Regions from separate parts of the Homo sapiens genome. Here region 2 is linked to region 1. A link is a contact called in ENCODE Hi-C or POLR2A ChIA-PET data. All regions are on one chromosome and are shown on one strand. The core of a region is the stretch at or near the end of the contact, and the rest is flanking DNA. Distances in the headings are between cores, read along the strand shown. Region 1 overlaps LOC102723594 (a long non-coding RNA gene). Region 2 has its middle 14 kb from the start of LINC01936.

The links. A loop is a pair of places that touch in the nucleus more often than their neighbours do. ChIA-PET counts read pairs that join two places held with the same protein, here RNA polymerase II (POLR2A). Pooled maps may share reads with other maps.
Region 2: POLR2A ChIA-PET joins it to region 1 with 10 read pairs in AG04449. The contact joins two enhancer-like sites. A Hi-C loop is called at or near these places in 3 of 168 maps with a recorded cell type or tissue (IMR-90, esophagus muscularis mucosa and prostate gland) and 6 of 50 pooled maps. POLR2A ChIA-PET finds 5 or more read pairs at or near these places in 7 of 52 experiments (AG04449, AG04450, BJ and 4 more).

Annotation. Positions count from the first base shown.
Region 1 is chr2:30,290,770-30,296,578 of GRCh38, reverse strand. It overlaps LOC102723594 (a long non-coding RNA gene), which reads left to right. Exons shown (of 3, transcript XR_427017.4): 2 at 118-286; 3 at 2,749-3,544. Among named protein-coding and RNA genes, the nearest start is that of LINC01936, 53 kb to the left of the region's middle. RefSeq lists a silencer at 2,090-2,260 and enhancers at 2,754-2,803, 2,974-3,033. Within about 2 kb of position 2,943, at least 5 of the 41 ENCODE cell types and tissues checked have a DNase peak (open chromatin) inside an H3K27ac peak, as active enhancers do; they include IMR-90, where a contact is called at or near this core.
Region 2 is chr2:30,357,414-30,363,222 of GRCh38, reverse strand. No RefSeq gene overlaps it. Among named protein-coding and RNA genes, the nearest start is that of LINC01936, 14 kb to the right of the region's middle. Within about 2 kb of position 3,167, at least 18 of the 41 ENCODE cell types and tissues checked have a DNase peak (open chromatin) inside an H3K27ac peak, as active enhancers do; they include IMR-90, where a contact is called at or near this core.

The sequences.
Region 1 (5,809 bases), core at 1,694-4,193:
ACAGAGTCTGGGTTCTAACTCACATGGCTTTGGGCAAAGAGCATGTTCCTTCCTTACCTCCCTCTCCAGGAACATCAGAGGGGGTAATTTAAGAGCCTCCCTCCTGTCTTTCCACAGTGTGGTAGGCAATGACCCCGATATCTGCTAAAAGCTGCAAGATGGTCCTGATAAATTTCATTCTGGGTTGGCCCTCAGGCCACCTAACAGAGTGCTTCAGCACACATCCTGGAGGCCCTGACCTTCCTGTATCCAGACCCAGCCTTGACTCTGGATCCACAAAGAATGTGTGAGTATCACGTTGGAGGCTCCTAAGGGGGCCACTGCTAAAGTCCCACTGCAGAGAGGACCAAGGCCAGGAGCACAGTGGGTGAAAGGGAAGGGCCTGGGTGAAAAGACCTCTTCAAGCCCTGCAGGGTGGGCCGGGGGCTCCCAGAGGCAGGCAGGCGTGCTCCTCCAGTCTGTTTCCCCAGTCAGTGAAGCCTCTGGTTGAGCTCATGACATGGCAGCATCTTCTGAGGCCCAGAGGAAACCTGCCTTAACTCTTGGGCAAAGGGATCCTTTCTAGAAGACAGAGGGGGGTTTGAGATAATGATGGTCTCAGGGACAGGGTTTCAGGCACCTAATGTCCTAAGGGAGTCAGAGAATAGGTGGGAATCACTGTCGGGGTTGGGGAGTAGCAAAAGTGACAGTAAGTGTTGACTGTGAAGAGTGATGGGGCTGGGTGACCAGAAGTAGGAAACTGGTTTGGGATATGATGAGCTTTCTCTTCAAATAATCTCATCAATCTTTTATTCTTTAATTCATAGTACCCCCCACGCCCCTGCCTTTTCTCCTTTTCCCCTTTTTGCCTTTGTTAGATGCCCAGGCACGCCACAGTACCAGGCGTTATCAGTACCAGCTCACACTCCTTTCCTTATTTGGAAAGAGGACTCACTTTTTAGCTCACTACAGACACCCCTCCCCCTTCCCCTCCACTTTCTTTTATGTGCCCACCTTATCTAAAAAAATCAAATGTTTAGCCAACCGGGATTAGTTTAGATTGTACGACCTGACCCTGGCCAATAGGGAAAGGGTATAGGGGCAGGACTTGCATCAGGAATAAAGGCTCTTGTGCCCCTTCCTACAGGTGTGCTTTCATGGCGACTGGCCAAGGAGGCACCCCTCTGCGCAGAAGTAAAATTTCTTTGCTAAGAATCCTTTGTTCAAGTGTTCAATTTCCTTAGGATTTTGAGCGTTATTCCTAACACTGGCAGGGATGTATGGTCGGGAAGGAGACATGGGGACCCTGCTGGGGTCTGGGGCCCAGGGGCATTTCTCCACAACTTGAAGGGATTGACCCCAAAAAACCAAGCTCAAGGCACTAAGGGGCTGGAGAACTCATGAGATGGCCCAAACTAAAGGGACACCAGATTGGTCCCCTGGGGCCGGAGGGGCTATGGGGTGAAGGCTTGGTCATGGGAGTCATCTCTAGTGCTTGCCCTAGAACAGAAGATCACAGAGCAGCTTGGATAAAGCTGACTTGGGGTTACAGCCCTAGAACCAGGACGGACCTCATAGCCAGGAGCGGTGGTTCGAGGCCTGCAGAGGCCCAGGGTCCCTGCTGGGGAATGGAGTGAGGGAGTGAGGCAGGGATCTGGGGATGACAGGACACAGCCAGCATTGAGGAATGCCTTGTGTTGTAGGAGCCGGGGAGTGCGACATTGGAGTGGGACATTACTAGCTGTATGGCCTGTACAAGGGCCCACACCTTCCTCCCCTTGTCCAGGTCTCCTATCTATAGAATGGGGGTGAGAAAACCAATCTCTAAAGTTTCTTGCTTGGTTGGGCATGGTGGCTTACACCTGTAATCCCAGCACTTTGGGAGGCCAAGGGGAGAGGATTGCTTGAGCCCAGGGTTTCGAGACCAGCCTGGGCAACAGAGTGAGACCATGTCTCAATAAAAAATAAAAATAAAAAAAGTTTCTTATGAGAATTAAATGACAATAACACACAAAGTGCCTAATACATAGTGGGTGTTGGGAGGAAAAGGGGTCTAATTTGTTCAATTGTCATCTGCCATGGAGGTAGAAGGAAAAGTGTAGGCCAGAGGTTATCAAACTTGGCTGAAAATCACAATCAACTGGGGGGCTTGTCAACCCAGTTTGCCATTGCCCGCCCCTGGAATTTCTGTCTGTAGCTCTGGGTGGGTCCTGAGATCATTTCTAACAAGTTTCTACTGCTGCCGCTGCTGCTGCTGCTGGCCTGAAGACCACATTCTGAGAACCCCTGATGTAAATACGAAGAGGGTCAGCCCACTTTTGAGTGGCGGAAAATTGTGGTTCTACCACTTTCTAGTTCTGGGGCCTTGAACAATTTACTTAACTTCATTGTGGCTTAGTTTCTTCACTTATAAAATAAAGATAATTGTGCCTTGGGATTATCGTAGGGTGTTATAAAGATGAAATGAGTTAACAAATGTGTAAATGGTTTGGAAGAGTATCCGATAAAATGTAAACACTCAAAAATGTTAGCTCTTAGTATATGGTAGGCCCTTGAAAAATACATTATCTCAATTGTCAAAAGATCAGCAGCAGCAGTTAATATTATCATCTCCATTTTACGGCTGAAGAAGTGTAAGCTCAGAAAGATGAGATCTACTATGCAACTAGGGAACCCAGGCTGCCATCTGAACCCAGATCTTCCAGCTCCATAGTTAGGGCTGTTACAAATCAAGTCTCACTGCTTCCTTCCTCTTTTTTTTCCTTTAAGCTCTGAGAGTGGATGATTCGGCCCTTAAGCCTGAGAGGCTGAGAGTGGGTAGGGCTCAGTGCCTGGAGCAGGGAAGAGTGGAGGAGGAAGCTCAGGAGGAAGTTTGCCTGGGAACCTGGCACAAATGTTACTCAGGATGCACAGTGGGGATATTTTCGTGTGTTCAGAGGGCAGATATGCGGATGACTCAACGTTTTGCCCACGTAGTGCCTCTTGTTGCTTGGCTGCCTTAGCTGATTGAAGTCATCAGTGGATAATGTAGCAGGTGCAAATGAATTGGCTACTGATGGTTTATACAACCCTGGAGGACGCCCCTACTCTCGGCCTAATATGGACAGAAAATACAGTTATTGGACTACAGCATCAAAATACTACAGCCCTGTGGACGATGAATCAGAGCATCTCCCTCACCCACAGAGACCACAGTGTTCCACAAGAAGGGAAGATCTGCAGTAGCAATTCCTGCGGCGGGGGGAGGCTTCGTGTCTCCCCGTCCTAATTGCTGTCAGTTGCCCTGCACTGAGTGCTCACGAACAAGGAAGGAGGCACTGCGTGTGGTCATCCCAACTCCTCACAGCTGCTGAAGAGAAAACTCTCATCCATATATGGTGTTCAATGGGTTTATATGTTGATGACTCCCATCATGTATTTGCAGCCCAAATTCTGACTCTTCTGTCCTCTGTCTAGAAGATATATCTATCTATGTGTCCTTTACACTCCCTGGATTCACCATGGCCAAACCTCCTTTGAGATGAAGTCTCAATCTGTTGCCCAGGCTGTAGTGCAGTGGCGGGATCTCGGCTCATTGCAATCTCTGCTTCCCAGGTTCAAGTGATTCTTGTGCCTCAGCCTTCTGAGTAGCTGGGATTGCAGGCATGCGCCACCATGCTGGGCTAATTTTTTTTTTTTTTTTTTTTTTTTGACGTGGAGTCTCACTCCTGTCACCCAGGCTGGAGTGCAATGGTATGATCTCGGCTCACAGCAACCTCCACCTCCTGGGTTCAAGCGATTCTCCTGCCTTAGCCTCCCAAGTAGCTGGGATTACAGGCGCCTGCCACCATGCCTGGCTAATTTTTGTATTTTTAGTAGAGATGGGGTTTCACCATGTTGGCCAGGATGGGAGAACTAACCTCAGGCAATCTGCCCACCTCGGCCTCTCAAAGTGCTGGGATTATAGGTGTGAGCAACCGTGCCCTGCCTAATTTTTGTATTTTTAGTAGAGATGAAGTTTCGCCATGTTGGCCAGGCTGGTCTTGAACTGAGCTCCTGACCTCAAGTGATCCGCCCCCTCTCAGCCTCCCAAAGTGTTAGGATTACAGGTGTGAGCCACCACACCTGGCCCAATGTTCCCTTTACTATCCTCTTCCCTCAAACTTTGCTCTTTCTCTGTCCCCACTGTCTCACTTGGTGGTAGCAGCCACTAAGTACCCAATCCAGAGGCTCTGAGAAGACGCTAGGTGTACCTTTTTTTTTTTTTTGAGACAGCTTCTCACTTTGTCACCCAGGCTGGAGTGCAGTGGTGAAGTCATGGCTCACTGCAGCCTCAATCTCCCGAGCTCTGGTGATCTTCCCACCTTAGTCTCCTGAGTAGCTGGGACTACAAGTGCACACCACCACGCCCAGCTAGTTTGTTGCATTTTTTTGTAGAGACAGGGTCTCACTGTATTGCCCAGGCTGGTCTTGAACTCTTGTGCTCAAGTGATCTGTCCACCTCAGCCTCCCAAAGTGCTGGGATTTCAGTTGTAAGCCACCTGGCCTGAGATTTACTTTTTAATTTTAATTAATAGACTATTTTTCAAGAGCAGTTTTAGGTTTATGAAAAATTGAGAAGATGCTGGGCGTGGTGGCTCACGCCTGTAATCCCAGCACTTTGGGAGGCTGAGGCGGGTGGATCACCTGAGGTCAGGAGTTCGAGACCAGCCTGACCGATATGGTTAAACCCCGTCTCTACTAAAAATACAAAAACTAGCTGGGAGTGGGGACAGGTGCCTGTAGTCCCAGCTACTGGGGAGGCTGAGACAGGAGAATTGCTTGAACCCGGGAGGCAGAGGTTGCAGTGAGCCGAGATCATGCCACTGCACTCCAGCCTGGGCGATAGAGCAAGACTCCATCTCAAAAAAAAAACAAACAAACAAAAATTGAGAAGAAAGTATCAATAGCCATATCCCTCCTCCCCACTAGTTTCCCTTATTATTAACCCCTTGGATGAGTATGGTTCATTTGAGTTTGTTACAATTGATAAACCAATATGGACACATTTTTATTAACTGAAGTCTGTATTTACATTAGGGCTCACTCTTTGTGTTGTACTGTTTGTTTGTTTGTTTGTTTGTTTGTTTGTTTGTTGAGATGGAGTCTCGCTCTGTCTCCCAGGCTGGAGTGCAGTGGCACGATCTTGGCTCACTGCAAAGTCCACCTCCCAGGTTCAAGCAATTCCCCTACCTCAGCCTCCCAAGTAACTTGGATTAGAGGCACCCACCACCACACCTAGCTAATTTTTGTATTTTTAGTAGAAACAGGGTTTTGCCATATTGGCCAGGCTAGTCTCGAACTCCTGACCTCAGGTGATCTGCCCACTTCGGCCTCCCAAAGTGCTGGGATTACAGGTGTGAGCCAACATGCCTGGCCTTGTGTTGTACATTCTACATATAGGTTTTGAGAGACATTCTGTATGTTATTGTAATGGTGGGTATATTTAATGCCAAGTTTGTTCCTAAAGCAGATAGTGGCCTTGTAGTGGGGTACACATAGTGTGTCCCCCGAGAAGAGGAGCACTCAGAACATATTTGTCAGTCCCTTCCATCCTTTCTCCCTCTGCCTCAAGGAACACCTACTACCCCAGGTTTGGTTCCTGGTTGGCCCTGACCCCGGCTTGCCTGTGTCAGATGGGAGCTGCCTGTGGTTTGTAGATTAGCCCTTATCTTAAATGCCAAGCTCCAGGTCTGACCTCACACAGAGCTTTGGGCTGATCTGATGATATTTGGTGAGGAACAGATGCACTTCTTGACTATAAGACCTGTGGTTCAGTCTCAGGTCTCACCCTTTGTCAATTTTATGCACT
Region 2 (5,809 bases), core at 1,918-4,417, 66 kb before region 1:
ATACACACACGTGCACACATGCAAGTATACATACGCAAGAGTGTGAAGGGGAATAGGAGTTTAAGAGAGTGACAGAAAGCGACATTGAGGAGGCTCATTTTCCATGAGGAGGAATCGTCCATGCCTGGCTTTCTGTAGCACCCAATTTCTTTTCCCTAAGTGTGCATTGCTGGAGCCAGGGAACTTGTTCCTTGACCTTGGCAAACCTGATTCAGCTCTGAGCTGGACCGTCATGGGCAGAAATGACTGGACTGGCAGACATAGTTCTAAAGAAGGTACATTCTTCAAATCTGGATTTAAAAAAAGAACAGAAAAAATCGCAGCCTAAGCCAAGAACTTTGGCTTTGTCATGTCAATAGTATTTAAAGATGTTATTTGGCTGAGCTGTGAGCTCTGCAAATGAAAAAAAACTTAGCCCTCTCTTCTCTCCCTTCTCTCCTCTCCCTGTTAGCTTCAGCTCTATCCCTGGCTCTCCACTGAAGCTTCACTCTTGCACAGAGCCTAAAGGCACCTTGTCTTGGGAAAATCACGTGTACATTTGATACCAACTTAGTCCACAGTCTGTTTTTCTTTCTGCTGTTTGCATCTGAGGAATTTGGAATGTCTCAGTCATCCACTGGTCTCCAGAGCAAAATGGCATTGGGGTGGGGGCAGAGTAGCTTCCTGTCATTTCAAGGAAGAGGAAATGGAGGCCCAAAGAAGGAAGGAAGGAAGAGAAGGAGACACCCAGTACTTCCCGAGTGTCTCCCACATGCTAAGCAACCACTAGCTAGTTGCTTTTGTGATGATATATTTGCGGTTCAGACAGCCCTGTGAGATGGGTACAATTGGTAGAAATATTTTCACTTCACAGATAAGAAAATTGAAGTAGAGAGGGGTTAAGTGATTTACTTAAGGCCACATGTTTAGTAAGTGGCCAGATCTTTTGGATTCCAAAGCTCATGTCCCTTCAACCGTGTAAAGGGAAGTGTTTTGTTCCGAGTTGGTGAGTCACTTGAGGTACATAGCGACCTGTCTTCCCCCTTCATTTGTTCTTGCTTCTGAGCTTTTGCTGACAATGTTCCCTCAGTCTTCTGTCAACATTCTAACCAGCTCTCAGGCCTGGTTCATCTCTTCCTCCTTTGTGAAGCTTTCCTCGAATCCCCAGGCCAGAATCTGTCGCCTCCCTCTGTGTCCTCGTGGCGTGTCTGTTGGTTAACACCTGCACGTTTGTCAGGAGCTGACCTGTGGTATGGTGGCTAGGGGGTGTGGGTGACACTTACCAACGTGGGGGCATTTGGTTCAGCCTGCCACCAGCTTGAGAAGGCACAGAGTGGAGATGAGGCACCGGGGCACAGGGTAAAGGAGAATCTTCTTTACTCCGCTGCTTGCCAGGACATGCCAAACCCAGAGGCTTCAAACCCTGCCTTCCCCTGGATTTGGCTAACCTGAATCCAGCCCACATTACACTCAGATTCCAGGAGAAGGCTTCCTTTATCCTGTTGGGAAGTCAGTGGCGCAGGAAGCATTGGGGGTGGGGGGTGTGGAGCAGGAAATAAGCTTTGAGCTCCCCCAAAGCAGGGTGTAGGTCTGTATCAGAAGTGGTTGTGGGGTGAATGAATAAATAACTCAATGATTCAGTGTTGCTACTCTCAGGAAGCCACCATGCTTGGTCCTGGGTTGAGAGAGCCATGGGGAGAAGACCCTGTAAATGTTACTCCCTGACTCCCCCTGGTTTCAGCCCAGGCATCACTGTGTGACTCAGGCACTGGCAGGTCTTCCAGGACCTTCCTGGGCTGAGTTCAGCTTTTTATTCACTCTGGGCTGTATCTGGGGGTACAGGAAAGCTAAGGCCCTTGTACCCCTGCCTCCTGGCTTGCCCTAGGATGATTCCATATCCTCCTCTTTTCTGCTGCATTCTCCCTGGCGCAATTCTCTAACTTGCTACTAGGATAATATAGAGAGACCAGACAAGCAAGTAGACCTGGGTCTTAGTCCTTCTCTCAACCTGGGTGAGGCCTAACAGCCACAGCAAAGATGTGCCTAAGCTTGGAACCCATGGCTATCCTCAACTATCAGCTAGTCTAATTTGAACCCAGGTAACAAAATGTGAGTGTATGTGATTGTGCATATGTGTGAGTGTATGCCTGTGTGCATCTACACGGGTGATTTCTCAGGCTCGGGGTATCTAGAGACACCTGGTTGTACTTGGACAGACTTGAAGTGCCCTTCATTTTACACATAGGGAAACAGTTTATTTCAGTTCATAGAAGTTGACATCTCCACCTGATACATGGGACATCAAAAATATATGTGTGGCAAACCCCATGGTTGCCGAGGAAGGGGGAGGGTCCCTGCTCATCTGCTCTCCTCCCCTCCACCCATGAGCCCCTCTTCCACCATCCTGTGTTCTAGGCCCCTTCCTCTCCTCGTAGCCTTTATGAGGAACAAACAAACAAAAAAACTCCAGATGGGCCGGGCGCGGTGGCTCATGCCTGTAATCGCAGCACTTTGGGAGGCTGAGGAGGGTGGATCAGCTGAGGTCAGGAGCTCGAGGCCATCCTGGCCAACATGGCGAAACCCTGTCTCTATTAAAAACAGAAAAATTAGCCAGGCATGGTGGCGGGCACCTGTAATCCCAGCTACTCAGGAAGCTGAGGCAGGAGAATCACTTGAACCCGGGAAGTACAGGTTGCAGTGAGCTGAAATTGCACCACTGCACTCCAGCCTGGGGGACAGAGCGAGACTCTGTCTCAAACAACAACAACAACAACAAACCCAGATTATATCATTGAGGATGCAAAGATGCTTTCATTATCTGGAGTCCCCATCTGTCCTTTCCTCCCCTGGCCAGCTCATGGCCCCGCCTTTCCCCGCAGGCCCACGCCTTACTGAACAACTCTGTGCACTTTGTATTTTTCCCCACAAAGCCTTGCAACAACCTTGTGAGGAGGGTATTATTACCCCCGCTTTACAGGTGAGAAGACTGCGGCTCAGAGAAGCCGAATGACTTGTCCACAGCTCTCAGCTGGCCCATAGCAGGAATGGGGTTGGACCTCAGCCTTCCTGCCTCCAAGCGTGTGCTCTGAACTGGCAGGCTGGAGGCTGTTCTGGGGAGGACGCACTGTGTCCCATGACTCTCCAGTCTCCTCGGAGCTGCTGAGCTTCCTGGCAGGAAGCCCATGGCTGCTTCTCTCCCTCTGCCCTCTGTCCACACTCCACAAGCACTCAGCTTCAGCTGATAACCACGGCAGGCGCTTGTGAGAGGGCTCTGACACCACAGGAGCCCTCTGAGGGGCCAGTCTATGGGGGGTGGTGCAGAATCCAGAGCCCCCATCCTCCTGCACCACGGGCACCAGCTTCCATACAAGTGGCCCTGGAGTCCTGACTCCCAGCTGTCAGCACCAGCAATCCTTCTCAGGAGCTAAGCCTTGGCACTTCCCAGGTCTGTAACAGGCCAGATTTCTCTTCCAGAGAAACTTCATCTGTGTCTGAGCCCAGGGCCTTGTTGCCTGGCTAGTGTCTTCATAGCTCAGATTCCTGTAACTATGAAGGGGTTGGTCCTTCCAGCTGCGTTCCATGAGAGAGGTGATGCCTTTTCCATTACATGCCAGGCCCTTGAGTCCTTTTGGCCATTAAAGGACTAGAAGAAGTCCAAAAACTTCTGGTAGTCTCTGAACCAACCCAGGTACTTCAGGTGTCTCCTGAAATGAAGCAGCTTTCCGTCCCAGGCAAAGGTCTGGGTGGGGTCAAAACCTGGGGACAAGGGTCTGGAGCTGGATGGAAAGAAAATAAGGGAATGTCAACAGCAAATGTAGCAGGACCTGGGGAACTGCCCCCAAAGAATCCAGGGGTGTCTGCAACCTACACATATAGGGAGTAACATTTTAAGCAGAGTTACTCTCTAAATTCAGCAAACAAGGAAAGATCACGTATGATCAGACTCACCCTTGACTCTTCCTTCAGAAGGTACCATGTTGAAGACTCTGACAAATTGGCGTTTCCATCAGCTTGGGAACAGATGCTGTGATTTTGGGTGCACATGCAATGGAGTGATTGTCTTACATTTAGGGACCATGTTGTGTGGAAGTGTGTATCACTAAGCACTAGACTCATATTCACACATATTGGGGCCAGGGCTGACTCAGGCAGATGGCTGGCTTCTGGCTCCTGGGGCATATGTTCACTAAACAGAACAGCAGGCTCAGTGGCTCGAATGACTGCACCTAAGCTGGGATCTGTGATCACGTGATATGACTCCACCGTGTTGACGCTCAGCATCTCCATGCCTATGTGCGTCAGGCTGGGCAAAGTAGCGGTGTTGGGACAAACAATATGAAAGAGCTGAGAGGCTGCCTCATGGACTTGTACCTGTGCACATAGGCCACTTTTGGTTTATTTTCAGAAAGTTTCTCTTTTTGAAGTGTTCCTTGTTACTGTCTCCACAACATCACATATGAGGCAGCCAGGGTTGTGACCACTTTCTGGTACAAAACAATGAGGTTTCTCTAGCACAATCATGTTTTAGAGCCTCCACCCTCTCCTGCACTGGAAGTTATCATCGATTAAGGGAGTAATTAATTAAGGGAGTAATTCATCCTACGAACTGGAGGCAGATGTCTTCTCTGTACTGGGGAAAGGTGGAGAAACATGTGAGCCTCTGATGTGACATGCCTGCCAGAGCACCTGGGCGTGGGGGGTGGGGAGGTGGAGAGAAAGGCAGGAGGTGCTTTAGGTGCCCAGGCAATAGCAGGGACAGAGGAGCTGATCAGGTCAAAAACCCTTCCAGTTGGGAAAGTGAAGGGTAGCCCCAGTGCTAAGGAAGCTGCTCTGAAAACAGAAAAGATAAGGAAGAGGGCACTGAATCGTGCCGAGGTTGCAATGATTTGAAAATCTTTCTCCAAATGACAGATTTTCCTTGAAAGTCCATTGAAAAGCATAGGCAACTGGCATTCTGCAAATATTTATACCAGCATTTAAAAATGCATTACTTTTAGGGCCAGGCGCGGTGGCTCATGCCTGTAATCCCAGCACTTTGGGAGGCTGAGGCAGGCGGATCATGAGGTCAGGAGATCGAGACCATCCTGGCTAACATGGTGAAACCCCGTCTCTACTAAAAATACAAAAAATTAGCCGGGCGTGGTGGCAGGTGCCTGTAGTCCCAGCTACTCGGGAGGCTGAGGCAGGAGAATGGTGTGAACCCGGGAGGTAGAGGTTGCAGTGAGCCAAGATTGTGCCACTGCACTCCAGCCTGGGCAACAGAGTGAGACTCCATCTCAAAAAAAAAAAAAAAAAAAGCATTGCTTTTTATGACAAAAGCAGTACAATGGTTCCTATGAAAAAGCTAAATATCAAAGTGATAGATAACGCAGAAAGTGAAAGCCCCTGTAATTCCACCGTACTGAAAAGAAACACGGGTAATAGTTTTGGATATTTAGACTAGGTTTTAGCCAATCATTTATTTATGTAGTGAAGACATATGCAGGAGGGAAGCATGAGTTTTAATTTGCCTTTCAGCTCTCTGGAGATGGAGAGCACCTTGCAAGGGCTCTTTAAAACAAAGCACCTTGTCCACCTGGTGGCTACCTGCATTTCAGGATAGGATGGAGTCGCCCAGCCCTGGGCTCCCTCTCCAGCTCAGTGGCAGCGACCTCATCCTGTGCTCCCCCTGCCCTCCTGTCTCCCATCACTTCTCACCTATGCTTGGTGTGGCATCCGAGATGACAAACGTGAGTCCTGTGATGTTGTGGTATAATAAGAAACATGAGGCCGGGCACGGTGGCTCACGCCTGTAATCCCAGCACTTTGGGAGGCCAAGGCGGGTAGATCG